6 separate regions of the Mus musculus genome follow, and all the other regions are linked to region 1. A link is a loop called in an ENCODE intact Hi-C map of the cell type or tissue named here. Cell type or tissue: left cerebral cortex. All regions are shown on one strand. Region 1 overlaps Ppm1l (protein phosphatase 1 (formerly 2C)-like). Region 2 holds the start of Kpna4 (karyopherin (importin) alpha 4). Region 3 holds the start of Ppm1l (protein phosphatase 1 (formerly 2C)-like). Region 4 overlaps Ppm1l (protein phosphatase 1 (formerly 2C)-like). Region 5 overlaps Ppm1l (protein phosphatase 1 (formerly 2C)-like). Region 6 overlaps Ppm1l (protein phosphatase 1 (formerly 2C)-like).

The links. Peaks named below come from ENCODE experiments on the same cell type or tissue, not always from the same donor. Only the 100,000 strongest peaks of a DNase experiment are listed, where the experiment ranks them.
Region 2: a loop joins it to region 1, with 2.6 times the contacts of the local background. A loop is called at or near these places in 2 of 42 quality-filtered maps.
Region 3: it touches region 1 in a loop (5-fold over the local background); 13 of 42 quality-filtered maps call a loop at or near these places.
Region 4: a loop joins it to region 1, with 2.0 times the contacts of the local background. A loop is called at or near these places in 3 of 42 quality-filtered maps.
Region 5: it touches region 1 in a loop (2.0-fold over the local background); 3 of 42 quality-filtered maps call a loop at or near these places.
Region 6: it touches region 1 in a loop (2.1-fold over the local background); 2 of 42 quality-filtered maps call a loop at or near these places.

Annotation. Positions count from the first base shown.
Region 1 is chr3:69,479,256-69,484,255 of GRCm38, reverse strand. All of the region lies in intron 1 of Ppm1l (protein phosphatase 1 (formerly 2C)-like), which reads right to left. Among named protein-coding and RNA genes, the nearest start is that of Gm52607, 20 kb to the right of the region's middle. In left cerebral cortex, a CTCF peak has its summit at 2,196 (motif pointing right); DNase peaks (open chromatin) are centred at 2,206 and 4,108; H3K27ac peaks cover 229 bases.
Region 2 is chr3:69,122,990-69,127,989 of GRCm38, reverse strand. It overlaps Kpna4 (karyopherin (importin) alpha 4), which reads left to right and starts at 898. Exons shown (of 17, transcript NM_008467.4): 1 at 898-1,258. The coding sequence starts at 1,190. In left cerebral cortex, a CTCF peak has its summit at 2,044; DNase peaks (open chromatin) are centred at 856, 1,366 and 1,874; H3K4me3 peaks cover 3,059 bases; H3K27ac peaks cover 2,009 bases.
Region 3 is chr3:69,315,032-69,320,031 of GRCm38, reverse strand. Ppm1l (protein phosphatase 1 (formerly 2C)-like) reads right to left here and starts at 3,114. Exons shown (of 4, transcript NM_178726.3): 1 at 2,067-3,114. The coding sequence starts at 2,465. It also overlaps the pseudogene Gm17214. In left cerebral cortex, no CTCF peak of the experiment used is centred here; DNase peaks (open chromatin) are centred at 2,487, 2,715, 3,310, 3,507 and 2 more places; H3K4me3 peaks cover 4,405 bases; H3K27ac peaks cover 1,748 bases.
Region 4 is chr3:69,367,688-69,372,687 of GRCm38, reverse strand. The region is part of intron 1 of Ppm1l (protein phosphatase 1 (formerly 2C)-like); the gene reads right to left. Among named protein-coding and RNA genes, the nearest start is that of Ppm1l, 53 kb to the right of the region's middle. In left cerebral cortex, a CTCF peak has its summit at 3,123 (motif pointing left); DNase peaks (open chromatin) are centred at 4,037 and 4,615; H3K4me3 peaks cover 704 bases; H3K27ac peaks cover 1,316 bases.
Region 5 is chr3:69,392,583-69,397,582 of GRCm38, reverse strand. The region is part of intron 1 of Ppm1l (protein phosphatase 1 (formerly 2C)-like); the gene reads right to left. Among named protein-coding and RNA genes, the nearest start is that of Gm52607, 67 kb to the left of the region's middle. In left cerebral cortex, a CTCF peak has its summit at 2,337 (motif pointing left); a DNase peak (open chromatin) is centred at 4,324; H3K27ac peaks cover 363 bases.
Region 6 is chr3:69,420,670-69,425,669 of GRCm38, reverse strand. All of the region lies in intron 1 of Ppm1l (protein phosphatase 1 (formerly 2C)-like), which reads right to left. Among named protein-coding and RNA genes, the nearest start is that of Gm52607, 39 kb to the left of the region's middle. In left cerebral cortex, no CTCF peak of the experiment used is centred here; DNase peaks (open chromatin) are centred at 2,169 and 2,754.

The DNA of each region.
Region 1 (5,000 bases):
ACAACCAAGGAACCTAATAGCCTAGGGTAGCCTTCGGCTTGCCTAGAGAGCCAGGCTGTGCCAAGAACTTAGGACAGGCAGTGGGGTAGGAGGGGTAAGAGGTAACAGCCAGCTATGTCAGCGTGATTTTTAAAGTGTGGGAAAACTGGAGCCATGAGAACACAGAATTGGTAATTTCACAGGTAGAGAAATCAAACACATAAACATTGGACAAATCTGAAATATTCTAGTTTTAAACCGCTCATTTGCAATGACAACAGACGCAGGCTAAAATGAACGTTTCTCTACTGCAAAATGTGCGAGCGCTCCCCGCTGTGGGATAGGAAAGTGGCATTTTCAATTGAGCAGGACAGAGGTCTAACGGGCTCCCCTCTCCAAACCCCCACACCTCACTAGCCTCTCATGCAGGTCTTGTTGAATGAAGGAAGTTCCCCATCACAGAGAATTTGAGAAAGACATATAGACTCATATCTAGAATGGGCTAATATTTCCCACTGTGAGAATCTCAGTTCCCAAGAGGAAGTCCAGTGGGAACATTTACAGTGGCCAGAGTCCATCCACCTACCAGCCCTCCTTGGAGGAGAGCTGGGAAAACTGGAAGCAACTTCACTTACCCTCCTGGGTGGGCCAGCCGCGCTCCTAACCAGCCGGCTAGTGTACTGAGTTCTTGCTGTGTCATGGGCTCGACGCTCGGTGCTCTAGAGACTACCTCATTAAACTTTCACTACAACCCTGCCAGACACGTACGCTCACTGGTGTGCCCTCGAACACTCTAGCAACAATCTAGACCACCATCATAAATATTTTGCGTAGGCAAAACTTCAGAAGTCACACGCTAAAAAAACGTAGACACACCGAACACGTGCATTAAGACTCTTTTTATTTGTTAGAGACCAATCAAAGAAGACTCCGAGTTTCTTTGGCATTCAAGACAAAAGAAATAAAAGCTAGCATCTGTACAAATCACAGTATCATTAAATTATAGGAGGACAAAAACAATGCCCATGGCAGACATTATTTATCAGTTAAAGAACATGACACGTGGACCACTCAACAAATGACTTCATTTCCAGGACAGATTGTTCACCCATATCGAAGAAGAATGAGCACTGGACAGCTATTAACAAGCTAACATGAGAACTCTGAAATATTTCCTTCAAGTGCAGAAAACTAAGTTTTATACACAGATATCACATTTTAAAAAAACACAGTATTTTAAGGTCTTCTTCTAAAGAACTAGATAAATTTTCAAGGTCTTTTCTAGTTCTTCAGTTAAAAAGAACATCAAGTTTGGATATGTGTGGAAGTCCTGCAATATTTTCCAAATGGTGTCTATAAACAGTAGCTTTACTGCATGCTACCCCATTGTACATAAGCTATCAGGCCAAGAAGAATTCTGTATTAGTTTATCATTTGTGATAAAAATGAATTTTGATGGAAGGAAAATGTATGCTTCCTTGGTTTAAGAAACCGAGCACCTCTTGGTAATGTAAAGCCAGAGGGACAGTTAAGAAGGGCAGAAGACTGCAAAGTGAAATGCAAAGAACCAGGAATTTTGAATGCATATACATATTCTATCAATACTAAGAATTTCCCTTCAGTTTCACGTGCTCTAAGAAAATCTATCCAAATGGGTTGAGAAAACCGGTAACTTTGTCACTCTGTTTCTAAGGGACATGAATGGGTCATGAACATAAGGGAGCTCTATAAAAATCTAACTGGTATTTATATGCTTTTCCTCTAACCTAAATATTTGTTATTTAGGAACAAGACTGTGCCTGTGTCTTTCCTGGTCCTTTAGCAGTCTGTAAAGTGTTAGGCATTAAGTACAGGAACAACGTTTTCTGGATAAACAGATCAAAACTCAATTTAAACGGATCAAAAGTGTATCAAGAACAATAAAGATTTCAATATCCAGAATTTCAATCAGTTCACCATTAATCACATAAATAGTAAACAATGAACAGCAGTATCTAATAAGATCTATGTTACTGGGAAAATTGATGTTTTTAAACATTGTTCGTGATTCACCAGCTCCCTAAAATATTAAGAAACACAAAAAATGCAATTACCAGGAAGCTTTGCCTTAGAACGCATCTGAAATATGCCAGGACACAGGAAAGACTCCTATATTCATGAGCAGAAATAATCTTCCAAATGGTTTGCTTTGAGAGTGTGCCTGGAGTAAGCCTTTTATCCAGCAGATGGCGCTGAAGAATCAAGCAAAATGTCTACCATCTGAACTCCCCAGGATGGAGCCTGAAAGCTCCTGATGGTGGTCCTTTTGTTGACTAAACCAACAACTGGCACCATAGTGAACTATGACAAGCAGGGGACTGGCTGAACTGGGTTATAAAAAGCAAGCCTTATAATTCATTCACATGTTCACTTAGTATTTCTTGAATGCGTATGATGTTCCAAGGGTGGTACTGAATACAGAGAACTAAAGAAGAGTTCTTGCCATCAAAGAACTTGCGATTTAAGAAAGCAAATAACCTGAAAACAGATAAACACAAGCAAGTGTAATCAATTATCTAATTGAGAAGCTTGAAAGACACTTGCCTAGTAGGATATTTGAGCCAGCTCTTGAGGAATGGAAGGAGTTTTCTGGTAGAACCAGTGCTGTGGCCTAGATTCTAGGGTTTCCCCAAATGCCCCATGGGTTGCAGGCTTGGCTCTCAGTTGGATGTGGGTGGGTCACAGGGATGCCGGCTTCCTCAGTGTTTGATGCATGTAAAGGGATGAGCCTCTGCCCATGAGCACCAGAGGAAGGCTCTGTAAGGTGGACCTTGCTCCTTTATCTCTTGCTCTTGGCTTCCTATCCACAAGGAAAAAAAAAAAGGAGCCCTTTTACTGGTTGCTCTGGGTGCCACAATATTCTGTCACATTGCAGGTCCAAAGTGATAGAACCAGTTGACCAAGGACTGAGAACCCTGGAACCTCAGCCAGGATCTTTGTCTCAATACTCCTCCAGCCCCAAATCAGGTACTTTGTCAATGTTACAAAAACGCTAACTACTGTAATTGGGGAGTATCGCCCAAGACAGAATTCATACGGGCACAGAGCTGAAGTGGGGTTATAGACAGGGGTGTCACAGGGCCTCAGTCAAGCGGATGTGGGCATTTGGAGGGAGAAGAAACTGCGAAAGAAACAGAATCCGAGGAACTAACCTCAGGTGGGAACCAGGGGAAAATGTTCAGGAATTTTAACAAGGATAATTATTAGTAACAGCTGCTATTTATAGAAACTTTCAATATGCAAAGTGCTAGACTTAAATGTCCTATCTTCTTCCAAGTCCTAGAAATACATACTAGTTTCCATGCCCACTTTTCAGAGCCTGGCCTGCTATGTACGTTCTTCAGTTCCTTCCTTGCATATACTCAAAGAACAAGTCTCTCCCCACCATCCTCCTTCTTTTAAACATCTTAGAAGGAAGCTCGGCAAGCTATCAGCAGGCATCACTCCATTCCTAAACAAACCATGGAGCCCTGAACGCAGAGAGCTGGCTTCCAAGTCGCATTGCAATTGGCCAGTTCTGTGGCGGACGCCCTTGAACATAATCCTCAATTAGAAGGCCCTTGGTCTCTTCAAGTTCAACAGTTCAGTGAGCTGCTGGCCTAACAGTGGAGGAAGAAGATCTTCAAAGCCCCCCTCCAACTTAGGATCTATTATATGAAATATCCTTTCTTCTGCCATACCCAACAATAGAGGTGCTGGAAGCAATGCCAGGCGGGTTATAGACAATGTGTAGAACCTACATGATCTGGAGACTCTAGGCTGTAGCCAGAAGGCTGACAGACACATTGCAGAGGAAAATACTGTCCTGGTGTGACTGCGTTGCTTCTGTCATATTAAGTGGTAATCCTTAATATGACAGAATTCAAGTTATACTATATGAGCCTAACAAACAGAAGGCACACTGACTATCCAGAAGGCTAAAAATATGCCTCTAAATAGAAGTTTCTCTAAAGCGTCTACATTCGCTGTGCTGATGTTGCAGCTATCAATGGGCAGTATGAAGCCACTACTGAATTAACAGAGCCGGTGAAAAAGTCTCATGGCTACAAACTCCTGCTGTCACATGAGTGGCAATGAGCCAACCCACTGATTAAGTAACAGAGCTGCTCTCTCAGAGCCTTAACTGAGGCAGCAGAGATGACAGCCAGTGTGACTGAGTCACAGCATCAGACTGACTACCCTGGCAATGAGCAGCCAGAGCAGAAAAAAACACCAACTTCTTATAGGGGATTCCTGGGGGGAAAAAAAATCTTAACATACTTTATACTTTACAGCAAGCACTGATGTCACTCTGGGAAAAAAAAAAGATTCACAGAAACCGTGTACTCTGAACTTCATAGAGACCAGACCCATGGGAAGCAATGCTGAGCAACAGTCTAAATATTAAAATAACCTTAGAAAGTACCCCAAAGTTGGAGTATCATAGTTCCGACTGGCTGGTAACCATGAATAATGGGTGGCACTTTGGGGCACAAAACACTTGGGACTGGGAGTTTTTAAATGGTAGAAAGTGCAGGAATGATGGAACTAGACTAGGCTCTCTGCTCCCACTGCATCAGAGAAGGTTCTGCATTCTTCACGTCACTAGATGTCGTGGGTGACAATGAGAAGGACTTGAGTTGGAAAGGACTATAAAGTGAATTTATGTTATTTACTAGATCTTTAGAAACATTTTACTAAAAACTTATTTTAAACCTGGAGTTCTCTTTGAATTCCAAGAGACTGTATAAATAAATTCTCAGGGAATTAGTTCAAGCAGAAACTTGCCGGCTACTACTGGAGGCGAAATAAAACAATATAAATATTTTAATCAACATGATAAGAATGTTCCTAAGAATTAACATTGACTTGAAGCCAGGCACTAAATCAAGACCGTGTGTGTGTGTGTGTGTGTGTGTGTCCTCTAAAGTCAGAAGAGAGGCAATGAAGGATTCAGCTCAAGGGAGTGAGGTCTTGCTTAGTGAGCACAAGCACCTAGGCTC
Region 2 (5,000 bases), 360 kb after region 1:
AAGTGGCTTTGGACTCTTGCTCTGGCTGGCCTTGCTCTTGGGCTACTTTAACAGCTCCTCCTCTTGCCCAGTAGCTACGATTACAAACCGAGTCACCGGCCCGGAGCGATTCTGAAAAATTTGAGAGGCTCTTTTGTACCTGTTTTACATCCGCCTTTGGTTACAATGTTCCTGGTTAAGAGGTTTCTTTGGGATTAACTTCCTTTATCAAGAGTCACAATGTTGCATTTGCTATGTCATGGCTCATAGTCGTCATTCTCTATAAATTAATACTTTGTGATCAAGCAGTTTAATTTCCCAAGAGAAACTGCTCAAAATGGGGGTATTAGGGAAGGACCAATTTTTCTCAAGTTTCTACCTGTTGCGAACCTTCTACCTTCCTTTTCCTACCGGGTCCCTCTAGCTTTCCCTTCAGTTTTCAGAATGCACATCACCGTAGTCAGTCCTAGCCACGATGCCGGGTCCTAGGTTGGTTCGCAGTTCCCAGAACAGGACTCAGGGTTTAGGACTTCACATGTAGCTTAGACACACCTCTTTGCCTTCCAAAGTGAATGAAGCGCTCAAGTAACACCGGGGGAGAAAAGAACGAAGTTCAGAACCCCAACATCTAAAGCCACCCCGGGAATCATCCCACCATAACCAGGACCACTACACCCTGCCCATCCCCGCCCGCTCCCGGATCTGCTGCTCTTCGGCTGCCTCGGGTTTCTCCCTCCGCGCGTGACCCCTCCCCTCCCAAGCTCCTGCGCCCCGTCCCTTTCCTGCCCCAGACTCTCCCTTCCCCTTTCCTTTCGCTCTTCCGTCCCCCGCTCTCCATCGTCCCTTTTGATTGGCTAAGCACTCCGGAGCCCGGCCGGCCAATCGGCGGACCGGGTTGGCGGCGATGGGCGTGGCCGTAAAGCCGGGCCCTCAGATCGAGGCTGCCTCCCCCTCTCAGCCGGCAGCACATTCCGCCGCCGTTGCCGCCGCCGCCGCTGGCCCCGCAGTCGTCTTCGCCAGAGCTGCTGTGGTACCCGAGCTCAGGGCAGGAGAGGCCAGCCAGGAAGCGGAGGCCCGGCGGGCGAGAGGAAGCGAGCGGACGGGCGGGCGACGCAGGCGGCGGCCGGCTTCCTGGGAGCGTCTGTGCGGCGCGGTGGTTGGGGCGGATCCCGCGGGGCCCGGGCGGGTGGGGAGAGTCGCCGGCCCGGCCATGGCGGACAACGAGAAATTGGACAACCAACGGCTCAAGAATTTTAAGAACAAAGGCCGTGACTTGGAGGTACAGTGGGGTCCGCGGCCTCCGGCCCCCGGCGGGACGCGGGGTGCGTACGGAGTCGGGCGGGCGCGGCGGCCGGCATGGCGCTGGGCGGGCGGGCGAGCGGCCGTGACGCGGGCGCCGCGCCGGGAAGTTTGTGCCGGGCCTGCTCCGCCTCCGCCGGCGACAGCGCCGGGGCCCGCCGGGTGCGGCCTAGGCCTGTCCTGTCGAGCCGGCCAGACACGGGTGAGGGCGGCGGGCATATCAGCCGCGGCGGAGGCCCCGCAGCGGCGGAAGCTCAGGCTCTGCTCGAGCCCCCGACGCCAAGCGTCGCGGGTGGAGGGCGATGGGGGAGCGAGCGGCGACCTCGGAACTTCTCCGGGCCCGAGACGCCTCCACATGCAGGTTTTCCTAATCGCCCCGACTCTGGTTTTACTTCAATGTCCAAACTACAGGAGTCAACTTCTCCGCTGGAGAAAAAGAAAGAAAGAAAGAAAGAAAGAAAGAAAAAAAAGCCACCCCCGCCGCGAGAGGCGGTCCTGGTGATGCTAAGCAGTGCCTTCCAGCGGCCTGGGTTTCAGTTTGGTCCTAGCTGATTCAAAGATGTGGCTCACGATGTGTCCCTTTCCAGTCAAAAGATCACCTGCCTCCACCGCCTTATTTGAGCTTGTCCACAGATCTTTTTACTCCTCTCTGAGAAGAGACCACCAGTTTGCATTCTTACATAGAAAAGTCCAAAGGGTTATACAAAGCTGTCATCCCCTAGTCTTCTCGGTATCCTTTCTCTCCACCTCCTGGTGGTGGTGGCAGTGAGGAATCCGGTAGGCTATGGACTGACACCATCACGTATTATTTTAAAGGGGGGAAGAAGGCTTCGTTGTCATAGACACAGTTGCTTCCAAGGTTCGATGTATTAAGCACACAGTTTCTTTCCATTGTGACTTTTTTTTTTAATATAGGGAATTTAAAAAAAAAGTCAAGCTTTTAGCTTCTTATCCCCTTTTATGTTCTGGTAACTTCTTCAGACTGCTGTGGTCGGTTCCTGAATTTGAGCATTTTCGGGATAGAGATGGCAACTTTTGTTGACTTTTCCCAATGCCAGTCAGTCTTTTAATGTAGTTTATCCTCTTTTAGCTTATTGCAGTCGTTAGAAGAACTGTATGTCCCAGGGTGTGTGTTGCTATTTAGAGATTGTTTGAAAGTTAAGGATGCTTATCTTTGTGATCATTTTTTATAGTGGAAGAAATTTAAAAAAAAAAATTTTTTTTTAGATTTGTGTATAGGGGTGTTTTGTCTGGATGTGTGTGTATGTGCATCATGTGTGTGCCCTGTGGCCAGGGAGCCCATCCTTTGGAAGTGGAGTTGCTTCCAGCTGGGAGCTGCCATGTGAGTGCTTAGAACTGAACCATTTCTTCAGCTCCCAAATTTAATCTCTTTATTGGAGTAATTTACATGTAACAAAAGCCAACTTTTTAAATGTATAGTTCATAGTTGTCATTAAATTTACTTGTTGAAAAATACCTATTTATTTTTACTAATATGAATATCTAGAATGGGAAAAATCACAAGTTAGGGAATATAAATTTGATAAATACTCCAAAGTTAGAAATTTTAGAAAAACATCAGGTAACCAAACAATCTCTAATTTTTTTTTGCTACCAATTTTTAACAGGTTCCTTGAAATGTGATTCATATACTATATAATTCACCCATATAAAGTGGTTTGTAATGTGTTTAAATGGTTGCACAATCAGCACCTAAGTCAAATCTTAGAATATTTTCTACTCTTTGAAGAACTCCTGATATATGTCATTAGCAATGATTCTCTTTCTCAGCTACTCCAACCCAAAGCAATGTTTGTTTTGATTGCCTATTCTGAGTGCTTCATGTAAATGGAATGTACATTTTAGGATACTTTGTGGCTACCTGACTTGAAGATTCATCCATGCTGTAACAAGAACGTTTCTTTCTTAGGTCTGACTAATATTGTTGCATATAGTTATAGCACATTGTGTTTATGTGTTTATCTTCATAGAACCATGGTTAACCCTTGTTATCGGTCACATCTTATTGCTATAAGCATTTATGTACACATTCTTGTGTAACAGTCTTACTTCTTTTGGCTACAAACCTAGAATGCTAGGTAATACTGGAACTTTGCATCTAACTTTTTATAGGGTTGCCAGACTTACTTTCTCCCTTTCCACCCCTCTTGTTCTTTTCTTTTGGACAAGGTCTCATTATGTACTTGTAGCCTAGGAGAGCCTTGCACTCTCAACCTCTCTCCCTCATCCTCCTGAACACTATCTTTTACTGGCATTATCCCTGCTTCCCTCTCTCTAGTTGTGGGATTGCAAGCATGTGCCACCACCCTGTTTTAAGTTATCTTAAAAACAAAAAACAAACAAAAATGTAATTTACCCTTACTCTGTATTTCTTGCCACTATAGACTAATAAATTAATACTGAATCAACCTGGCTACTATGATAGGTGATTTTAAATTATCTATAAATGCATATTAGATGTATTTTGAGATCATATCTGTAGCCACTACTAATGACTGAATTCATGTAGGTGCATTGGAAATTAGAATATTTTAATTTTCTATCTATAAATATAACATGACTAAATAAAAATTATCTTATTTCTGTGACTTACTCAAGATCACATAAGTGGGTCTTGTTCAGTGGTAAATCATAGTATGTAGGATGCCTTGGGTTTGATCCCCAATACCACAAAAGAAAACAAAAGCTTCTAAAGATGATGAGTACTTGTAATAAGACAGAAGCATCTTGTATTACTTCTAGGCAGTCTATTTGTCACTTATATGCCTGAATCTTTCCAAAGCCTGTTAGTACATTTTCTTCCCCTTCAGATAGCTAACTGCATTGGGTTATGTATGTAATATGTATGTATACATATATGCATATACATTTTATATATATACACACACATTATATAACATGATATAGTTACTGCATTGTGTTACATATGTAATGTATGTGAAATGTAACAGATAATAAAATACTGCTTTTTTTGAGTCTTAATATTTACGTTTTGGAGGAGGCAGTTCTATTGCTGTACAGCGAGAGTTAGCCTAGTATATCCTAAAGGCCATTTTAACATTTAATCCAGCTTTAAAAATGAAATATTTCACATGACATGATTCCTTTCTTACTAACTTTTCAAAGTCCAGTTTGTATTTTACCATTAGGTTATTTCTCTGTTTAGCCCAGTTCTCTTCTAGGTGAGTAATGGTGTCGTGTGGATGGTCGCTACCTTATTAGACAGCAAATGTGTAAATATTACAGCTGCATGTAGAGTTAGGTAACTGTAACATGTGGGGAAGAGGTTGGTTAAAATGAGGACAAAATCTGCCAGTTTAATTTCATTTTACCTGATCTCTAACTTTGAGTATGACCTGGAAGAATCGTTTAAGTCTTAGGATTCTTTTCATCTACAAAGATGACAGTGCACAACATCTGCTTTATGAATGCTGTGGCCATTAGTAGGTTAGTGAGATGCCTGACAACTCAATATAATTTATCTTTTTTATTGGGGAGAGAGGACTCTTAATAGGATTCAGTATGATTGAATCTCTTGCTTCCGTATTTGCTGTTAGCTGTGTGTGTGGTTTTTCCTGTGTGTTTGTTTGTTTGTTTGTTTCTGTGTGTATATGTATAAAACTTTGCACATAAAAGAGTCAATGAATTGCCTATTAGAGGGCAATTGGGCACAATGATGTGACCGTTCTGAAGTCATAATT
Region 3 (5,000 bases), 160 kb after region 1:
AAATAAATGCAGATAAAGTTTTTTAAATAATAACAATAATAAAAGCAAGAGAGAAGTCACCAGCAGTATCTGTTACAATCACCACCCCGATAGCTCATTTATAACACTCCTGGGTTTTCTTTCCTAAGGTAAAACAAAGGCAAGGAGACTAACCTGACCGCACCTGGTCAGAGGTGAAGCCAGTCACTCCATTTTTGTGAGAACTGATAATGTTAACTACTTTGCAAACAGCAAGTATTTAAACACTAGGCGCAGTAAAAGGCATTTCACGGTTTGTCTACCAGTGGTCACCTTTTCCTTTAGTACTTGTTTAGATGTGCATCGTGAAAGTGGGGTGCACCTAAAATACTTTGAACTAAATAAAGCATCCATCGCATCCTTTCCTGGGTGGCGTATTTGCTCAGACACTGCTAGAAACCTTTCAACTGAAACTTCTGTCTCTGAAGACAAATTTAATCATCCAATCACAAGTACAATATGTCACATTAGACACCACCGCCAGGTGTTCTTTCTACCACACTGATAAGTCATCAAAACTTCTAAAGTGCTTTCAAACCCCAGAATCAGATTATCAGCAACTGTTCTACTGCAGACTTATAATAAATATAAGTTTCTTAAATTATTTACAGGGGAGAGACTCGAAGCTTGCTTCACCCCCACTGAGTCAGTCCAGGCACATAAAACAACATTATGACTCCATCACTAAACAGCTACCCTTGGTTGTTGGTATCTTTTTGCTCACTAGGCTGTGTCTCCTATCTCAACTAACCTCCTGTCTTTCAGCTACCCTGTGGCCAATGGGAGGAGAACTCCGAACTGCCCCAAAACTACAAAAGTATGATGAATGAGAAACTTTCATTCTGAAGGTCATACTATAAACAGGCAAAGGGGGTGGGAAAAAATGTTTGTTTAAATACTAATTCCAGTCTTATCACCTAAATGCTCCAAATGTTTGGTGTTCTCTACAAAGTTAACAGGGAGGCACTGTAACCTGGGCAACATTTGCAAACGGTGAGTGGAGAGTGGAGAGCGCCTATAAGATAACCAACTGAAAGCTTCCTCAGACCAAAAACAAGCAACGGTGCCCTGGGGCCCACCGGGAGGAGGAAGACGGATAAGAATGCAAGGAAAGGGGAAGAGGAAGACAGGACAACCAACCCGGGAAAGGAATGCCGCCAAGAAAGAGGTGGGGAAGCCTGAAGCAATGTAAGTTACAAGTGTCCAGCTGAGGCAGATGTCAGAACTTGCTACGGAGCCACATTTTAACACGCCCTACGTCTGGGCACAGGGCCAAGGGCAGGACCTCCAGGAAACCTGAGACTCCACACGCCCAGAGTGTCCAATGTCACAGAAATATGCCAGAAAGACCTATAGCAGGCTTTAGTCTATTTCCTGCTCCCAGATCAACCCCAAGCAAAGGCTTATAGAAAGAAGAGGACATCAGCATCCCCAAGCTGGCCACTGCATAGAGGTCAGGTGTGCCTAACGCCGGCTCTGAGCGCACTGCCACCTCTGCAAAGGCCAGGCAGCCAAAACCCACCACCAGCGAGGCACCCTGTCCCACGTCCTATGGCTCTAGCAAAGTTGGCAGAGTTGGGAAGAAGCGAAGCGTTGCAGCTGGGAGTCCTTCCCTAGCGCGAAGCGAATAGAAGTCGGAGCTTCCTTCACCTTCACCCAGTCTATCCAACTGGTGCAGGCTTCTTCTTTTAGGGGTACACGAAAGACACGACGTTCCTTAACTGCCTCAAACTCTAGAACCGGGACACTGAGGCCTGGTGACAAAGTTCACTGCATATACTATTCATTCTTCCCAGAAAACTAGCAGTTATTAACTGGCTTCTGACCTTGGGAACTTTATATTAAAATGGCACGGAATATCCAGTGTCTCTCGTGTCTCTCAGCTAAAGTGAACGCTCTCATACCCAAGATCTCCTTGGCAGGGTCTTGGGAACTTGACTCACCTTGTCATCACCAGGTCATTACCACGCCCCTCTCACCCCGATCCGACCCCGCCAAGCACGAGACGCCCGGTTATTTACACACACATAGACCCAGAGAACTCCTACCTCGCCGCCGTGCCCATCAAAGATTCCGAAGATGGACGGGTGCGTCTTGTTGGCTAGATCGGTGAGAACTTCGAAGCGATCTTCCATGTGGTCTCTCCGGCCCTGGATGGAGTACACCGCCACATTATGGCTCTTGAATTCCCAGGTCTTGGAAAACTCGGCCTCCAGCACATCAAGTCCTCCAAGACGATCGTTCTGCATAATCTCGGCCACCTTGCCCTTCACCATCTTCACCGCGTCCCGGCTAGACTTAACGATGGTCTTCACTTCGTCCGTGTGGAAGAAGTAACTCCAGAGAGCCAAGCTGATGCACAGCAGGAAAAGCGTCTCGGGTCTCAGTAAGAAGTAGCGCATGATGCGACCCAGCAGAGACAGCAAAGTCATTGTATCCTCTATCATTTATTATCCCTAGAGCCCGGACCAGCAGCAGCGACGCGTGCCCCGCAACTCGCGGGGTCCGAGTACTGCGGGCACTGCCCGCGGGGACCAAGGCGGAGAGGCAGCCCGGGCCGACAGGGTGAACGAACCCACGGCCGCTCGGAACAGTCGTCCAGAACGATGGCAGTTTCCCTTTTGTCTGGGCAGCCCGAAGGCCCGTGCCTGCCGCCTGCGCCGCCTTCCCTCCCCGCGCTCTTTGTGAGACCGCAGCGACGGCGGCGGCGGCGGCCGCCGCGGGTGCCCCGGGTGGGCGACAGGAATCAAGTTAAAGTTGCGCCGAGCCGGTCCGCAACGGTGAAGAGGATTTCGGGGTGCCGATGCCCGCGCGGTCCCTTTAGGGGTCCCCCCTCGCGGTTCCCGGGAGCGATCGGCAGGTGAGGAAGCGCAGGGCGCAAGAGCCCGGCGGCGAGGGTTGCACGTTCCCTCGATCGCCGCTGCAGGCGAGCTTGGGGGACGAGACAGCGGAGCGTTGCGATTTCGTCACACATCCAGGGGGGGTCCCCGAAACAATAAAAGTTTTGCCGGTGCCTGGGCAAAGGCAGGGGGACACCGAGCTGGGAAACGCAGCACGATGGGTGCGGAGCCGCCGGCAGGCTCTGCCTGCCTCTCCCCAGCACCTCTCAGCTCGGCTCGGCTCGGCTCGGCTCGACTCCGCTCGGCTGCTCCCGGCTCCGCTCGCGCTCGCCCCTCCCCTCCCCGCACACGCTCGCCCCGCCCCGCCCCGCCCCGGGAGTGGCGCTTCCAGATGCGTAACACTGTCACCCGGCTGGGGGCCCGAAGGAGCTCGCCGGGGCGGACGCACGTGGGCAGCAGGCGGGTCGGGGGAGAGCCGCGGGGGGTGAGCGGCAAATCCAGCCGCCCAGCTCTAGCCGATTGTCGATTCTGCCTTGGAGGCCGGCTCCCAGGGACAATGTGATAGTGACGTGAGGTCACTGAACGTCGGTTTCTTGGGCGGCACGGCTGCTCGCTGGGGAGCCGGGAGCTGTACCTGAGCCCTCCCCCCCTCCGGCACGCTACACAATGGTACGGTCCACGCCAGACTTTTCGTAGGGCTAGCGAGATGGGACACATTTCTCCTGTCTCAAAAATCGAAAGTGAGTGATTACTTTGGCCACCCGAGGCAGCTGCCACAGAGACCCGCCGGGATCTCCCAAGAGGCAGGACTTGGACTCGGACCGCAAGAGCTATGTCTCTCTGAAGGCAGAACCGGGGATCTCAGAACCGGAGGCTTGACGTGTAATGGCAAACGCCGGAGGACCAGGAAGGGCCGGCCTCTGAAGACTGGGACTGTGCTGGTGGCCACTCATCCATAAGGAACATGCTTGGAGTGTCCCTCAGCGAGCTACTCTGCCTATGGTTCAAGTTAGAAATCCTCTGGAGCCTTGAAAGTGACAACCACCTTCAGTCCTTGCCGAAGATGAGGGCAGGAGTTTGAGTAGGCAAAGGTGGACCTCAGCAGGATAACTTGAAGTTGGGGCAAGGACTGGTCGCCTAGAATATGAAGCAAGTAATCTTTAAAAGGAACTTCTCTTTCTCTCTACCTCTGTCCACGAAGGACGGTGCTGACCCACCGGACTGACGGTCAGGCATCCTGATAGTCTCCCAGCCAGTGTTCCCCCAAACACTTCTGCCTTCTTTTGATCCCAGTTCCGTCTTAAGATATAAAATATAATTACTGCAATAAAATATAACAAAATGTTCACAGTTGGCAACTAAAGTAACTTTAAACAATTTACATTTTGTCCAGATTTTTGTCTATTCTCCGTAACTGCTAAAGTTTCTACAAAAACCTGGACTTCCCTAACAACAACAACAGAAGAAACATGCTTAAGTATTTAAATAATATGACCCCAACAATATAAACATAAGTAGGAATGATGGGAAAGGAATATAAGCAACTGTTAAGAGTATATTTTTGAAAACTAGGATATGTCTTTAATTATGATTATGGCCATAGTTTTCGATATTGTCCACCTGATCGAGAAAATATGAAAATGGGTCATTTCATTCAACATTCAAGAGGTTCCAAAATCAGATAATAAAAGAAAACTCCTCTAAGAACTGTAGCTAGAGAGAATGTCTAGGTATTGTTAGGACAATTGTAATTATTTCTTACTGTAATAACTTAGCAGATTTGAGGTATATTAGTACTTTTGTCCATACAATTTTGTCTCCTCCAACAAACAGTTTGTAGATAAACTGATAAGGATTCCAGAAGTCTGACCTCTCTTGAAGTCACTAGTAGTAAAAGTCCCAGCCCAAAGGTCCTCTGCCTGGACTCCAAATGCTAGGATTAGTGAAGCTACACCTAGGTATGCGATTCGTTTCCCCAAAACTAAGCAAGCATGATTACTATAATGGCTTGATTCAATGAATTAAGAAGTAAACTTAGACATCTTTCAATTCTGTGATGTTATGCTGTGACATTTACATCCAAGTGATTCATCTGTGTAAAAATCAAAAATATTTTTTGAAGACCCTCTAGGCATTTCCCTA
Region 4 (5,000 bases), 110 kb after region 1:
ACAGTGGTATAGAAAGTAAAATAAAATACATAACAATAGGATAATTCTCTTTTCTGTTGTTTGTTTTTGTTTTCTTTATTTCCTTTGTCCATTAGTTGAGACAGGATGTCGCTGACACTGATCTCTGACTGGTGATCACTGCAACTGGAGGCACAGGCCACCATGCCCCCTCAAATTATTCTTTATAAAACTCTGTAAGGCTTTTGTACAGTGAGGGGAAGACAGGCTTTGCAGCCAGATGACATGGGTTCTGACCCTGCCCTTGTCTCTGAATCCTAAGACTCTGAGAAAAGGATGATATGAAACTATGTAGGTAATGTTATTTATTGCAACACTTCACTAATAAGAGCTCAATAAAGATCGCATTGCTATTAATAGAAGGAATATTGAATACGCATTTATCTTGTCATCTGCCAAGACTCTACTGGAATGCAATGAGATTCCAGAGAAACGCACAAATACAAAGAAAAGTCAGGAATAAACTTTTGGAGAGTGGAAGACATATGGAAGAGTCCTAAGTAAGCTGGCACTGCAGAGAAAGTGGATCTCAGGTCCAGTACCGGACTCAGAGCTGCACTGCTGCAATCTAAAGTTCCCCAGAGGGACCTACTCACGACTTACAGGGTTATTTCCAAGCATCCCCATCTCTAGAACGACACGGGGCAATTTTTAATTACATACAAAATTGCAATTCACTGCTTCTGCCAATGCAGCCAGGACCCTGTGGACAAGGGTTTCAGTGTGTTGGGTTTTCTCCTTTACATTTTTTATTTTCATTTATTTGTTTTTAGTTGTAGCAATAAATGAAAAATAAAATGATTCGGACTGGTTAGAAGCAGCAACAAAACAAATCAAAGGGTACAGCTTTCAGGAATAGCAACATGCCATTAAACCAACTAACACTGACAGGTAGGCTCTCAAAGAACAAGCCAGGTTCACCAAGACTTCCTACGGTTAAATTCCCTGGTTCAGATCTCAGTATCACCAACACTTACATACCAAGGGTTCAAAACTTAGAGAGGAACAAGGTACTGGCAATGTCACCTCTCACACAATACCTCAGCCCAATACCTGTGATACACTGTAATGGAATGATAATTTAATTCAATCAATGTGGGGAACAATTTAGTGATAGCTAGTTAAGCTTAAAGTATGCATATATTACTGGCTGATAACTTCATCCATACAAATATATCCCTAATATCTCTTTCATTTATACTCAAGAAGTCAATACAAAAACACTCGCAGCAACATCAGTGACAGCAACAAACAGGAAAACTACTGACACATCCATTATCAGAAAAACAGACTCAAAGTTTGGAGCTGAGACGAAGGATGGACCATCTAGAGACTGCCATACCCGGGGATCCATCCCATAATCAGCCTCCAAACGCTGACCCCATTGCATACACTAGCAAGATTTTGCTGAAAGGACCCAGATATGGCTGTCTCTTGTGAGACTATGCCGGGGCCTGGCAAACACAGAAGTGGATGCTCACAGGCAGCTATGGGATGGAATACAGGGCCCCCAATGGAGGAGCTAGAGAAAGTACCCAAGGAGCTGAAGGGATCTGCAACCCTATAGGTGGAACAACAATATGAACTAACCAGTACCCTCCCAGAGCTCGTGTCTCTAGCGGCATATGTATCAGAAGATGGCCTAGTCGGCCATCACTGGAAAGAGAGGCCCATAGGTCATGCAAACTTTATATGCCTCAGTACAAGGGAACGCCAGGGCCAAGAAGTGGGAGTGGGTGGGTAGGAAAGTTGGGGGGGAGGGGTATGGGGGACTTTTGGGATAGCATTGGAAATGTAAATGAAGAAAATACCTAATTAAAAAAATAAATAAATGAAAAAAAAGTCAGACTCATCCATTATGGTAAATCTAAGATAAAGACTTGATATCTGAAATTCGCTAGCTGTGTGTCATTTAATGTTAAAAGCATGAAAGAAAACAAAGATTATTTTGCAACCTTTATCTAAATACACGTGAAGTGTTGGTGAAGAACTCTGCCACATTATTAACGCAGAGCTTAAAACCCTACCTTTATCTAGGTGCCTACAACCAAGTACAGTAATGAACCCTATGTATACTGTATACTGTCCTAAATATACAAATTATGAAGAAGTTTAATTTATAAATTAGGATCAAAGATTGACAATAACTGAAGAGAATTTATAGAAATAATAAAACAGAATTGTTATTAAAATACCATAAAATTACTTCTAAATTTTAGATTGCTATTTCTGAAATTTTTCCACTTAACATTTCTCAAACCACAGTTGAAAACAGTTAAGTGAAATCTCAAATAAGAAGACACTATTTTATACTTTCACTGAAATCCTGACAAAGTGATGGTATGGGCTCACACCCATAATGCTATCTCAGAGAGGCTGAGGTAGGACAAAAGTCATATACGCATGTACAAGGCCATCTTGGGCCACATAACAATTCCCAGGCCAAACTAGGCATAGAATGAGACCCTGCCTTCAAAGGGAAAATAAATGAGCTAACAGAAAGACAAAAGTAGTATGTTTGTAGCCAGTGATGTTAATCTTGTAAATGTGTAGAATGGAACTCAACAACCACTCAAAAGGGCACCAAGGAGAAACTATATTTGATAATGGGCACCAAGACAGAAGGGAAGACAAAAGTTGGCTAAAAGGAGCTCAATACCTCAGGGAAGGCATTTCAGTTAACCAGGATTTCTCAACACTACATAGAGGCTTGCAAACAAGTCTACTGCCCCATCTGACTGATGTGCTAATTTTACATAAAACATGCCTGGGACTGTTCTTTTCATAGTTTACATGGTTTCATGTTCCATACTAACTCCTAAGATGCAGCTGTCTCTGCTCTAATCAAACCTTTGCTTCGTGTCCAACGCTGCTCTTGACATGTCCATACATCCTGCCAAACCCAGTGTCCTTCCTCCTCTTTGCTATCTTCCGAGCATCTGGCACTATTAAAGCTGACTCTCCCCTCTTTGAGAATCCCTGGCACCTACGTCTCTGCTCTTCCCATACTATGATTCCTTCAATCAAGAGCATGTACTGATTTTGCAAAGAACCCAAGTTTGGCCAACTATCTGTAAGGACAGCTCTAGAAGATATAGCGCCCTCTTCTGGCCTCTGTAGCCACCTGCTGTCACATGCACACACCCAATCACATAAGCAAAATTAAAATTTTTTTAAAAATTCTTTAAAGCCCTTTCTTTCCATCTGCTAACTGCAGGTCTACATATTATAGTAATGGGTAACTACACTCTATGTAATGTATTAACAGCTCCGCAATTCATTCTTGGGTCTCCACTTCTGTCTCTGTTTCTACCATCTACTCCAGGCTTCCATCAAGAAAAGATACTCACTGGTCACTATCTCTTCCATCAAAATATATCCACAAGAGAATTTCCATAAACCAACGAGCCTCAATCACATCCAACTCCCCTTAAAAGCTTCTCCCATCAGTGATAACACAGTTGTCTTAAAGTATTCAAGTAATTATGAGATCAAGAGATAAGAACCCAAAACTCATCATATACATATGTATGTATGTGTGTATACATATATATACATAGATAGATAGATAGATAGATAGATAGATAGATAGATAGATAGAGATATACATTTAAATTCTTTCTCTTACAATAAGCCTGTCGCCATTTTTCTATCAGATTACGGTCATTCTACATTGTACTCTATGCCAATATCACCAACAAGAACTTATAATCACTAGTAGCTATGCTGATTTTGCTGATAGCTATTCTAATCTAATATTATTAATTTTAAAAGACTCGGACATAATAGAATGGAGAGAAAAAGGAAGGAGAACTAGCTGTGGAATAACTACGTAGCCAAGGTCCTCACTGTAAGGGCAAAATAAGGTCAAAAGAAAGGCCAAGGCAGCTCTCAGATCGGATAACAGGGCCTCATGAATGGACAAAGCTGCCTTCCTGCTGCCCACTGATGCAGCAATACAGAGCCATGACATCACCTGTGATGCTCCCAGCCCCACCTCTCTTATCCCAAGCTCGAATTGGGGGGCTTGGGTTTTCCTCTAGACAGGAAAGAACTCTACCCTTGATATAAAATTAAAGAATTTGGGGACATTTTTAACTCAAACCAAAAATATCCCATCACTACACAGCCTGAATTTAGTCGGTCTAAAAAAAAAATTAGATTCCGTGACTTCAAGTCTCACATTTTAACTATATTTTCTCAGGCTATATTTATGTCTTCAAAAGAAAATGAGTTTTCTTTCACATTTCATTACATGATTTTTTTTTTCTCTCCCCAAAGAAAAACAGGGTGTAGTAAATAATCCTCACCCTTGTCACAAAGACCTCACCTTAACAGCCACCATCAAAATCGCTGCTGGTCACTGACACGCTCACGTCTGCACACGACCCATCTCCCATCGCCCAAGATTCCTGAGTCTTAAAACAAAAGACCCCAGAACTGGGACAGCAAAGGCAGGAGAGGCTTACAGCACAGACCAATCTGAGCTGCCAAGCAAGAAAGCAGAGTTGTTTAATGGAAATCTAGGTGTTACAGAACAATTCCATCTCTTCCTTGACTGAAGCGAAACGGGGAGCTCTATGCAAAGCAGAGGCTTTATATTCCGACAGCGTATTTTTGTGAGAACACAGAAAGCAGAGAAGGGATGTGGGGAAAATGATCTTGGTTACCTGAATGGTACGTATTTCAGTAAGATGTCTTATCCTTTTGGTTTGAGGCATCTGAGCCTGGGGAAAATGACTCAGCATTCTCATCCTGGTCTCTATCCACGGAATCGACAGAGTGCCCTTATTCAGAGCCCTGCCCTAGGCAACAGGTCAAACGCTCGGTTTGTTTTAGCAAATGATAACTTTCTCTTCATTTCTCCACCTCTCCCCTTCTCTTGAGCTCTGCTCGGGCTTCTGGGAAGAATTTCTCCCTGTGGGATGCCAGATATTTCGAGCCCATAAGAACAGTTATACCCTGCAAGAGTATCCACTGAG
Region 5 (5,000 bases), 87 kb after region 1:
AACACAAGATATATGAAGATATATATACTGCCAACGGAGTGATAGAATGTTCTTAAAATAGCAAAGACAGAGGTCAGTCAGTGCTCTCCAGAGGTTAGGGAGGGAGAAGGTAGGAGTCATCTGTAAGCAGAATGATTCTAAATCTTGACTATAGCAGTAGTCTGTGTGTACAGATGACTAAACTGCTTAAGAATACATACGTGCAATCTCAAAACGGGCTGTAGTTTGTGCTACTCTCCTGATCCTGTATGCTCATGAAAGATGGTTTCATCAAAAAAAAAAAAAAGAAAAAAAACAGGAGGCGCTCTTGGGATCTCTGTGTGTTATTGGTGTTAAATACATGTGAAGCTACAATTATACCAAAATGAATTTTCAAAAGTGTAATTCAGTGTAAGAACCTAAACAAATGGTTTCTGAATTGTTTTGTTTTTGTTATTTTAAATACAGGGGAATGTAGGCTTTCCCTACAGTGGGTTTTCTTTCCCTCTGTTTCCTGTAACTCTACACCTCTCCACCCTCCCTGCTATGATGCCCTGCCTCAGCAGACCCAGGGGCAAAGGACTGAGACAACCAGAGTCCTCTGAACTGTGAGCCAAAATAAAATCGTTCTCCAGGCCACCTGTTTATGGTAAGCATTGCGTCTCAAATTAAATCTTTATCTCTTTTAACAGGAAAGCATAATAGATGCTTTATAATTCTTCTAGAATGAAGGTAAAATATGAAACACCAAGAAAATGTTTAAGATGACCACAAATCCTTGAGGGAAGGTATCATATTAGGTTGGGTTTCCACAGGGTCATCTGCCTACACCAGGATGATATTAAATGGCTTTGTAGAAACTAATGGTTATCCACCAAAATCTGATTTTCTTCTCTTCTATAGAGGAGGCCATCTTTCCCAGCCTCTACTGCAGTCGTGTGGCTGAGCTGCAGCCAAGGGATGGCAGGATTACCTAACCAGACAGAGAGCAGTTTCTAGAGACCCTATGATACACTTTCTTTAGGTTATTTTGTTTTCTTTATCCTGAGCTCAGTGGAAAGGAGCTCTTGATGCCCTTACCCAACCCCGAGGAACGAGAATGGTTGCTGGAAAAAGGCCAGACATTTTCTTCAGTGGCAGAGCCACAGATGAGATGTGCATGCCCTGCAAACAACCCTCACATGCTCACATAAGCAACCTACTAAATCACTTGCTGAAGACAACCATAATGATGGTGATGATAATTTAGACATACACTAAAGTAGAGGAGGACTATTTAGGACTAGTTATGAGGAGCATGGGATCAGTGGGAGGTGACAGGACAGGGTAACATAGTGTAAATATGACCAGAATATATCATGTACAGATAATGTCATCATAAAATCCAATATTGTTTTAATTAATATATGCTAATAAAAACAGTCTCTACTGTGGTACAAAAGGAAATCAAAGACAGAAAGTAACACAACTTTTTTAAAAAATCCAAATTTTCTGCACTTAATAGCAACAGTCACAATTTTACAGACGTCCTGGAAGAGGCCTGCTGCTGTGCTTTGCCTATTTTTATATTCTTAGCAGTCCTGCATGTAAATGTGATCCTCTAAAAAGGAGATGAAGAAGCCAATGCTAAGACAGAACAGAGCTAAGGACCTGGGGGAACATCACACTCAACTCCTTCCTAACTTCCCTGTGCCTCAACAGTCTCAAGAGGTCTGTAGACTAAAGTTCTATGGGTAATTCTCTCAGAATTGTTATTTTAGTTATGTGCACGTGACTAAGAGTGTGTGCACATGACTGCAGTACCTGCCCAGGCTGGAGAATTGGGGTCTCCTGGAGCCAAAGTCGCAGGAGGTTGTGAGCTGCCCAGGGTGGGTGATGGGAGCTGAACTTGCATTCTATGCAAAGGCAGCTCAACCAAGCATCTCTGTAATCCCCTTACCTGTAAGTTCTCCAGGATTCTACTACTCTAAGTCTCAAAGTTCACTGACATGAAAAGAACAAACCTATTATAAGTTCTACCCACGTACTCAAAGCATAACTGAGCAGTGCACAATACTCTCCTGTCACCAAAGATTAAGGGCAGAAGAAGCATTTGGAACCAGGCTCTTCTGGCCCTGAAGCTTGTACTATGCATGTTTTGTTTCCCTATATACACGACCCCTACTGCACACTGAATATGCTACTGCTAATCCAGGCAGTGCTGCTTAGAACTTAGAGGTTCTGGCGCTTGGGGAGATGGCTCAGCAGTTGGGAGCACTTGTTCATTCCCAGAACTTTCATTGGATGGATCCCAATCTCCTGTTGTGATGCCACAACTCCAGCTTGAGGGGATCCAGCGCCCTCTTCTGGACTCCAGGGGCACCAGCGCACAAGTAGCATACACTCAGATGTGCACACATAGGTAAAGTAAGAATAAATCCTTCTTGGAAGGTCTAAATCATATCGAGAACTCATTTAGAAATACCATTTTGATAACTTTATAAGATAGGAGATAGACATTTGAAACAAATTAATAATATAGTGCCAGATATCTGGAGAAATTCTTTGCAGTCTGACTTTCTAAAAGTATGCAGCAAGACAAAAACTATTCAGAAGGAAATCAGAAATGAGAGCAGAGGGATCCAGATGTTGCTGGTGCTGAGTTGGGTGTCTTTTGTCTCTAAAGGAGTCAGACAGGTAAGGATTTAAGCAAAGAGGGAGAACATACATAGCTTTTATAGCTAACTGGTAAGTTAGAACTAGGCCACGTCTCATTTCTGTCCCAACGTGCTTAATTTAGAACTCAACTTTAAAACAATCCTCCACAGGCCAGGTCTGGCCCTTCCAGTTGGCACCTGGACATCAAGCTTTTGTGACAATCTGGAACAAATGAAAATAGCTTTGGGTATTCAAACTCACTCGGTAAAAGAAAGGTCATCTTTGAATTAATGCATTGGGGAACTGAAGAAAACTCCAGTCTGAGAAGAGGAAAGGAGAGAGAAATTGAGGAATGGGTATCAGCAGTGAGCTGCTCTCCAGAGCAGGGGACAGAGCCTGCATGAGCTCACTATCCCCTTACCATGCTTCCAAAGGCTCTTGGGTACCAAGCTATGAGCTGTTTCCGCTCTAACTAAACTGCAAATCCATTAAATTGTCTACTTATTCTTTGTTCAAGAACCTTCGCTGCTAATCCATTGACCACAGAAAAACAAATCGGAATGTCCTTGTTTAGTGTAATTTGACTGTCAACTTGGCATGATCTAGAATCACCTTGGGGACAAAGCTCCATCATGCTTATGAGGAGTTTCCTAGACTGGGTTAAGCTGGGGTAGCATGACCCACTCTAAACGAGAGCACCACTGTTTGCTGGGCAGAGCTCCTGGGCTGAATAAACAGGAGACAGCTGGCTGAAGGCCACCATTTATCACTCTCTGCTTCCAGACTACAGGTGGCACATGACTGCTTCTGCTGACACCAGACTTCTCTCCCTTGATGGAAGTACCCTCCAACTGCAGCCAAAGCAAACCTTTCTTCCTCCGATTGCCTCTGTCAGGTTTTCTGTCACAGCAGAAAGAAAAGGAAAACACTGCAGCTGTGGCTTTATTTCCTATTTTTCCCTCCTCCTCCTCCTCCGCCTCCGCCTCCGCCTCCGCCTCCGCCTCCGCCTCCGCCTCCGCCTCCGCCTCCGCCTCCGCCTCCGCCTCCTCCTCCTCCTCCTCCGCCTCCTCCTCCTCCTCCTCCTCCTCCTCCTCCTCCTCTTCCTCCTCCTCCTCCTCCTCCTCCTCCTCTTCCTCCTCCTCCTCCTCCTCCTCCTCCTCCTCTTCCTCCTCCTCCTCTTCCTCCTCCTCCTCCTCCTCCTCCTCCTCTTCCTCCTCCTCCTCCTCCTCCTCCTCCGCCTCCGCCTCCGCCTCCGCCTCCATTAGAGTCAAAAGAGCTCATGGGAAAATGACACTTTGTCCTAGCCACCATTACTAATGCCACCAGCATCCCACCTTCCCATCCTCCCTAAGGCCTTCCGATCTTGGGACCAGCTAGAGACTCCACTTCTGCAAGAACTGGGTACAAGTATCTCAAGAAGCAAGGAATGCCTCCCTCTCTGAAGTCGCATGTCAGTTACACAGGATGCTAAGCCATGATGTTAGCTGTATCTTTCATCGCTGTCACAAATGTCCCTTGAAAGAGAGAGGCTTTAGTGCGGCTCATGGTTCAGGATAGATACACTTCATCCAGCTTTAAAAGTACGTTGGCTCCGGTGTGTCTGTACCATCACAACTGGGAAGGAAGCAGGGAGCTTAGCCAAACAGAGCTAGCCTCTAACTTGCAAGCCCTGCCCTTCGGCCTACTTCTCCCAGCTCAGCCACATCCAGAAGGTTCCTGGGCCTGCCAAAATACCTCCACCATCTGGAGACAACGTGATCGGTCACATGTGTGCTGGATATTTTGCACTGAGACCTTAACCACCTTTCATTCTAACTCTCGTACTAAATTCATTTCCATGTCTCTGCTGAAATGGACGAGTTCTCCAGAGCAAGGACCTCCACAGTCTTTACCCAAGTGCACGAAAAAAAAACACACATGACCTGACAAATTCATGTTATGAGCTTCAGCTAACAGGACTTAAAAGCTCTCCCATGAAGATGCTGACTAAATGGCTGTGTCTACGCCAACAGGAGGTGGTATACATCCACAAAGAATCTGAGCATTGTATTAATATATAAGACAAGAGCCTCTTTAATCTCATTAATCAAAATACAACAAGAGGGGGCCGGGTGTGTTTGCAGCCAGGCAACTGTAACGACTGATGCAGAAACCAGGAACAATACGTTGAATAGCAGCGAGATCTCCTTGCTTGACGCCACATGAAATGTGGCAGGGTGCAGCGCTGGGGAAGGAAAGGATTTCCAGAAAGCCCATTCAAAGACAAATCAATGTTTGGGCAGAAATTATTTTCCTGCTGTTATAAAAATACTAATCAATGTTCCTCTCAATGCTGTCACTCTGCCCCGAGAATACAAAGTCGAGCTTTGCAGGCAAACACCATT
Region 6 (5,000 bases), 59 kb after region 1:
TATTAATTCATGATTTGCCAAAGGCTAAAACCATGCTTCCACATTTAAGTGAAATGTTACAGAAGAGGAATTTAAATAATCTTCTATTAATTACTCTGTTTTTAAAAATTATATGTAAAGACCTCTCCTATGTAGGAAGCCTTCAGTAAGTACAATTATCAAATTCAGAATTGCTAATTACAATTATAATAAGGCTTCAGATTCAATGTTTTTAAAGCCTTCTGTACAAAAAGCAATGAATGACCATTAACGGCTGAAGTTCATTATTTACCACAGAGGCACAGTCATGTCCCCACCACTTCTGGGTCTTAGCTTACTGTGACACCTTCAATTCTTGATTTACTAGTGATTACTAGCCTTATAATTACCATCCCCCCCCCCCGAAGCAAGAGCTCTTAACATAATGACATATTTTGCAAATGTAAAAATAAAAACCATCTTCTATGCTCGACTTCTGTCTCGACTGTGAAATAAACAATCTTGTATGGTGGTGTTACATTCTTGGAGGCTGTTAGGGGTCAATCATTTCCTTCATTCTTTTGGAAGGAAGGAAGGAAGGAAGGGAGGGAGGGAGGGAGGGAGGGAGGGAGGGAGGGAGGGAGGGAGGATGAGTTTTCTAGACCAGAACAGGACCAGGAGGAGCAGCAGCTCCAGCTGCTGCTGTTGCTAGGACCAGAGCTGCTGCTGCTGCTGTTGCTAGGACCAGAGCTGCTGCTGCTGCTGTTGCTAGGACCAGAGCTGCTGCTGCTACAGCATCCCTTCCTGTTCCTAGAACTGCTGCTGCTGCCGCCACCTTCATCTTTGAGGTCTGCCTTACAAGATTTGGTATCATCTAGAAGGAGAGGCAGGAGGAAAAACTATTAGCCCTGTCCGAGAGGCAATCCTAAATTGTGCTGATACAGAACAGGGCATGAAGGAGGACTAAGTTAGCCACAGGTGGTTGAGAGCTTCCAGCAGTCAGGACAGCATGCGATTCCAACTACGCACGAGCCAAGCCCCTCCATGTCTGTGGTACACGTGGAGAATCCCAGGTTCTAGTCAACTACATTCTTCCAGAGTTGTCTTAGAACAAAATGTTTCCACAGTCAGTCATATTTACACTTATTCGAATGCTATTCACTTATTCTTATTAATTTTTGACACGGGATCTCACATATCCCCAGATGGCTTCACACTGGCTACATAGCAGAGGATGACCTTAAACTTCTGACTGCCCTGCTTCAGTCTTCTGATTTTAGGGTTATAGATGCATGCTACCACGCTAGCTTAACATCTTTCCTTTAAGTGCAGAAAATGATACCAATTTTCACACACACACACACACACACACACACACACACACAGAGAGAGAGAGACAGAGACAGAGACAGAACTATCAAAAAATGAAATTCTATTTAAATGACCCTAACACGGTTTCATCGAGGTCTGGTGTCTCTGAGATCACAGAGCATATAACCAATAGATCTTAAAACACAGGAGATCTGAGGACTTGAAAACAAAATTTGATGGGCTGGAGAGATGCTCATCGGTTAAGAGCACTAACTGCTCTTCCAGAGGTCCCGAGTTCAATTCCCAGCAACCACATGGTGGTTCACAACCATCTGTAACGGGATCTAATGCCCTCTTCTGGTGTGTCTAAAGACAACTACAGTGTACTCATATACATGAAAGAAAGAAAGAAAGAAAGAAAGAAAGAAAGAAAGAAAGAAAGAAAGAAAGAAAGAAAGAAAGAAAGAAAGAAAGAAAGAAGCAAAATTTGAGACTTGGATATGACACAGAACACCATATATACTGTTAAAAAGACAAGGCTTAAAAATGTTTAAAATGCACCCAACATACACTTCCTATCCTTAATCACTAAAAGCTTTTACAAATCAGGCTGAACAGACATGGAAACTCTCTTGTTTATAGTTACACTATTGTTACATTGTAATTCTATAGTTCTGCCTCTACCCTAGTGCTCCTGCTAATGCACTTAGTGATTTATGCTGAAGAAACAGCATCTCTGACCCACATACCACGGGTCTACATTTTACCAGCATGAGCTTGTTAAAGCCTCTCACACACTTTGTTCTATTTGATGAGGAAATCATGGGCATACACAGGTGGCCTGGAACAGCTGTGAAGGCGGCCCAGCACAAAGCCATCAAATTCCTTAAAATACAATCACTGCTGCTGGTGTTTGTAACTAGCTTGGGTTTGCAGGTGGCGTCCTGCTGCAATGTTAAAACGGACAGGCCTGGTAAAGAGTGAATAAAGCAACTGAGATCAAGCTCAGATTCCAAGTGTAAAGCCCTGTACGGCTTCTGATCAAATCACATGTCTACAACTAGTCAGATAAAAGACGTAAGGGCCAAGTACAGGGAGCAAGGCTATGGTGTTATAAACCTGGTGAGAAAGTGGGACCCCCACTTCATGAGACCTGTGTTTGTCTCCTGCTCTACAGGTGATTTCTCAGTGCTGTGTGCAAACTTCTCTTCTGGAAAGGCAAACGTCAACTGTCATATTGAGTATGTTCGATTCAAAGCACAGAAACCATGGTACTCCTGATGCAACATGACTAAAAAGCAAAAATCTCTGCTTTGAAATATTCAGCTAAGCTTTGTCCACTTTCCTAACAGTATCTCCACCAAAATAAAGTAAATCCCCGTTCTCCCAAATGTCATGTGAGGCCCTGAAGTCTCGTCTCAATCTCTAGGTTCCCTTAAGCACTGAAATCTTGGCAGGGGATCTTGAAGACAAGCCAAAGTCTTGAAAATTGCTACGGTTGTATCTGCTGCCAGACATCTCCCTTACCAGGGGATAAACATCTTTCCTCAATGCTGAGGCAGAGAAAAAAAAAAGTCTGGTCTCACACCCTTTGAAAGTATCAGATAGGAAGCATACTCACTGTCCTGGATAGTTTTGTGTCAACTTGACACTGAGCAGAGGGAACCTCAATCGAGAAAATGTCCTCATGATATCTGGTGGTAGGTAGGTGTGGTGGTTTGAATATGGTTGGCCCATGGGGAGTGGCATTATTAGGAGGTGTGGCCTTATTGAAGGATGTGTAGCCTTGTTAGAGGAAGTGTGTTACTGTGGAGGTGGGGCTTTGAGGTCTCACACACACACACACACACGGATGTCAAGAACGGGCAGTGTGATCCAGAGCCTCCTCCTGACTGCCTTTGGATCAAGATGGAGAACTCCTGCACCATGTCTGCCACATGCTGCCATGCTTCCCACCATGATGACAATGGATCAAACCTCTAAAACTATAAGCCAGCTCCACTCAAATGTTTGCCTTTGTAAGAGTTGCCTTGGTCATGGTATCTCTTCAAAGCAGTAAAACCCCAAGACAGCAGGCCTAGAGGGCATTTTCTTGATTAGTGATTGCTGACGGAGGGCACAACACAGTGTGGTTAGGACCTCTCCTAAACTGGTGGCCCTGGGTTATATACAAAAGCAGGCTGAGTAAGCCATGGGGAGCAAGCCAGTAAGCAGCACCCTCCATGGCCTCTGCATCAGCTCCTGCCTTCAGGTTCCTGCTCTGTTTGAGTTCCTGTCCTGATTTCCTTCAGAGATGAACCGTGATATGGAATAATAAGCTAAGTAAACCCTTTCTTCTCCAACTTGCTCTTTTGTGGTGTTTCATCATAACAGAAACCCTAACGAAGTCATTCACTTTGACACACATGGCCAGGCTACAGAGGGTTAAAATAGGGTGCCTCAAGTTCCTCAGATTGGACGCCTATAAATGTAACATTTATTCACCTGATGTGATGTCATCTCTGAGGCGTATTGTTTCTGTCTGCTAAACTAGGCCTGGACCTGGAAGCTTCTAGTCTCCATACAATTAGGCCTAGAGTGTTTTCTGCCTCTGAGACTTGCTGCTGAATAAGCTCACCCTTTCTAGTTCTTTCTGAACTCTGGCTGCCTGGCTGGTTTAACTCAGCTGTTCTGGCTCAAACTCCTCTCCAAGCTGACTGATTCAATCTGCCTTCTCTCAGTTTCTTACTAATTGCTTTGCTTGGTTTCATGCTAACTTTGGCAAAATGTCCTAATCTTCTGGCTCCTTCTCATTCTCTGGCTCGTTCTCTTTGCCTGTGTCTAGCTTGTTCTCTCTTTGCAAGCTGTTCTCTATCACTGTCCCAGTAAAGTGCCCCTTTCTCTCTGCCATGCCCTTTCTTCTCTTCTAGTGAGAGTTGGGCATATTCTGTCAAATCTTTCTCTGATTTGTAAATCTGTCTGCCACTCAACAATTAGACATCACTTTGAAACTCCAGTGCTTCTTTCTACAAACTAACTTTACCCTCATTGTTTGGGATTAAAGGTATATACTAATGGTGTGTCTGAATTCCAGAAAGAGGGATTAAAGGTGTGTGCTAAGAGCTGAGCCACACCACAACTAGACACAGGTTTCCCCAGTATACCATCTCGGGGTTCAGGGTGTCATCAAATATCCTGCAAGGGAAGCTATTCTTCAGTGCCACAGCTTAGGTCATACACCTAGCTGCCATGAAATGAGCTTGCTTCTTCATGGTCTGCTCACAGGCCAGCCTCCTCTTTTATCCTCTTTTACCGACCACCCCTTCCCCTCAATGAGCAAAATGTGATCCAGTATGAAGTCAAATGGTTTAGACCACTTAAGTTAAATTATTTATTTATATATATATATATATATATATATATATATATATATATATATATGTTACATATCTATATTTATATGACAAAATTTTCTTCTAGATTCAACTCATAGGGAAGAAAAATGGAAAAGAAAAAGTCAAGAAATAAGAAATGTCAAGAAAACCTATCTGGAGAGTAATAATCTTTTAGTAGCATTTTAACAGTACAGGAGAGAGAAAACCCAAATCAGCATTTAGGTATGTTACCCTTAAGTCTGAGATAAAAGGACAGAAATAAAAACGACTTAGCAAGTTCATCTGCCCTGATGCAAAGGCAGAAATATAGACCCAATTTTAGACCAAAATATCAGTTGAGAGTCTGACTTTAAAATT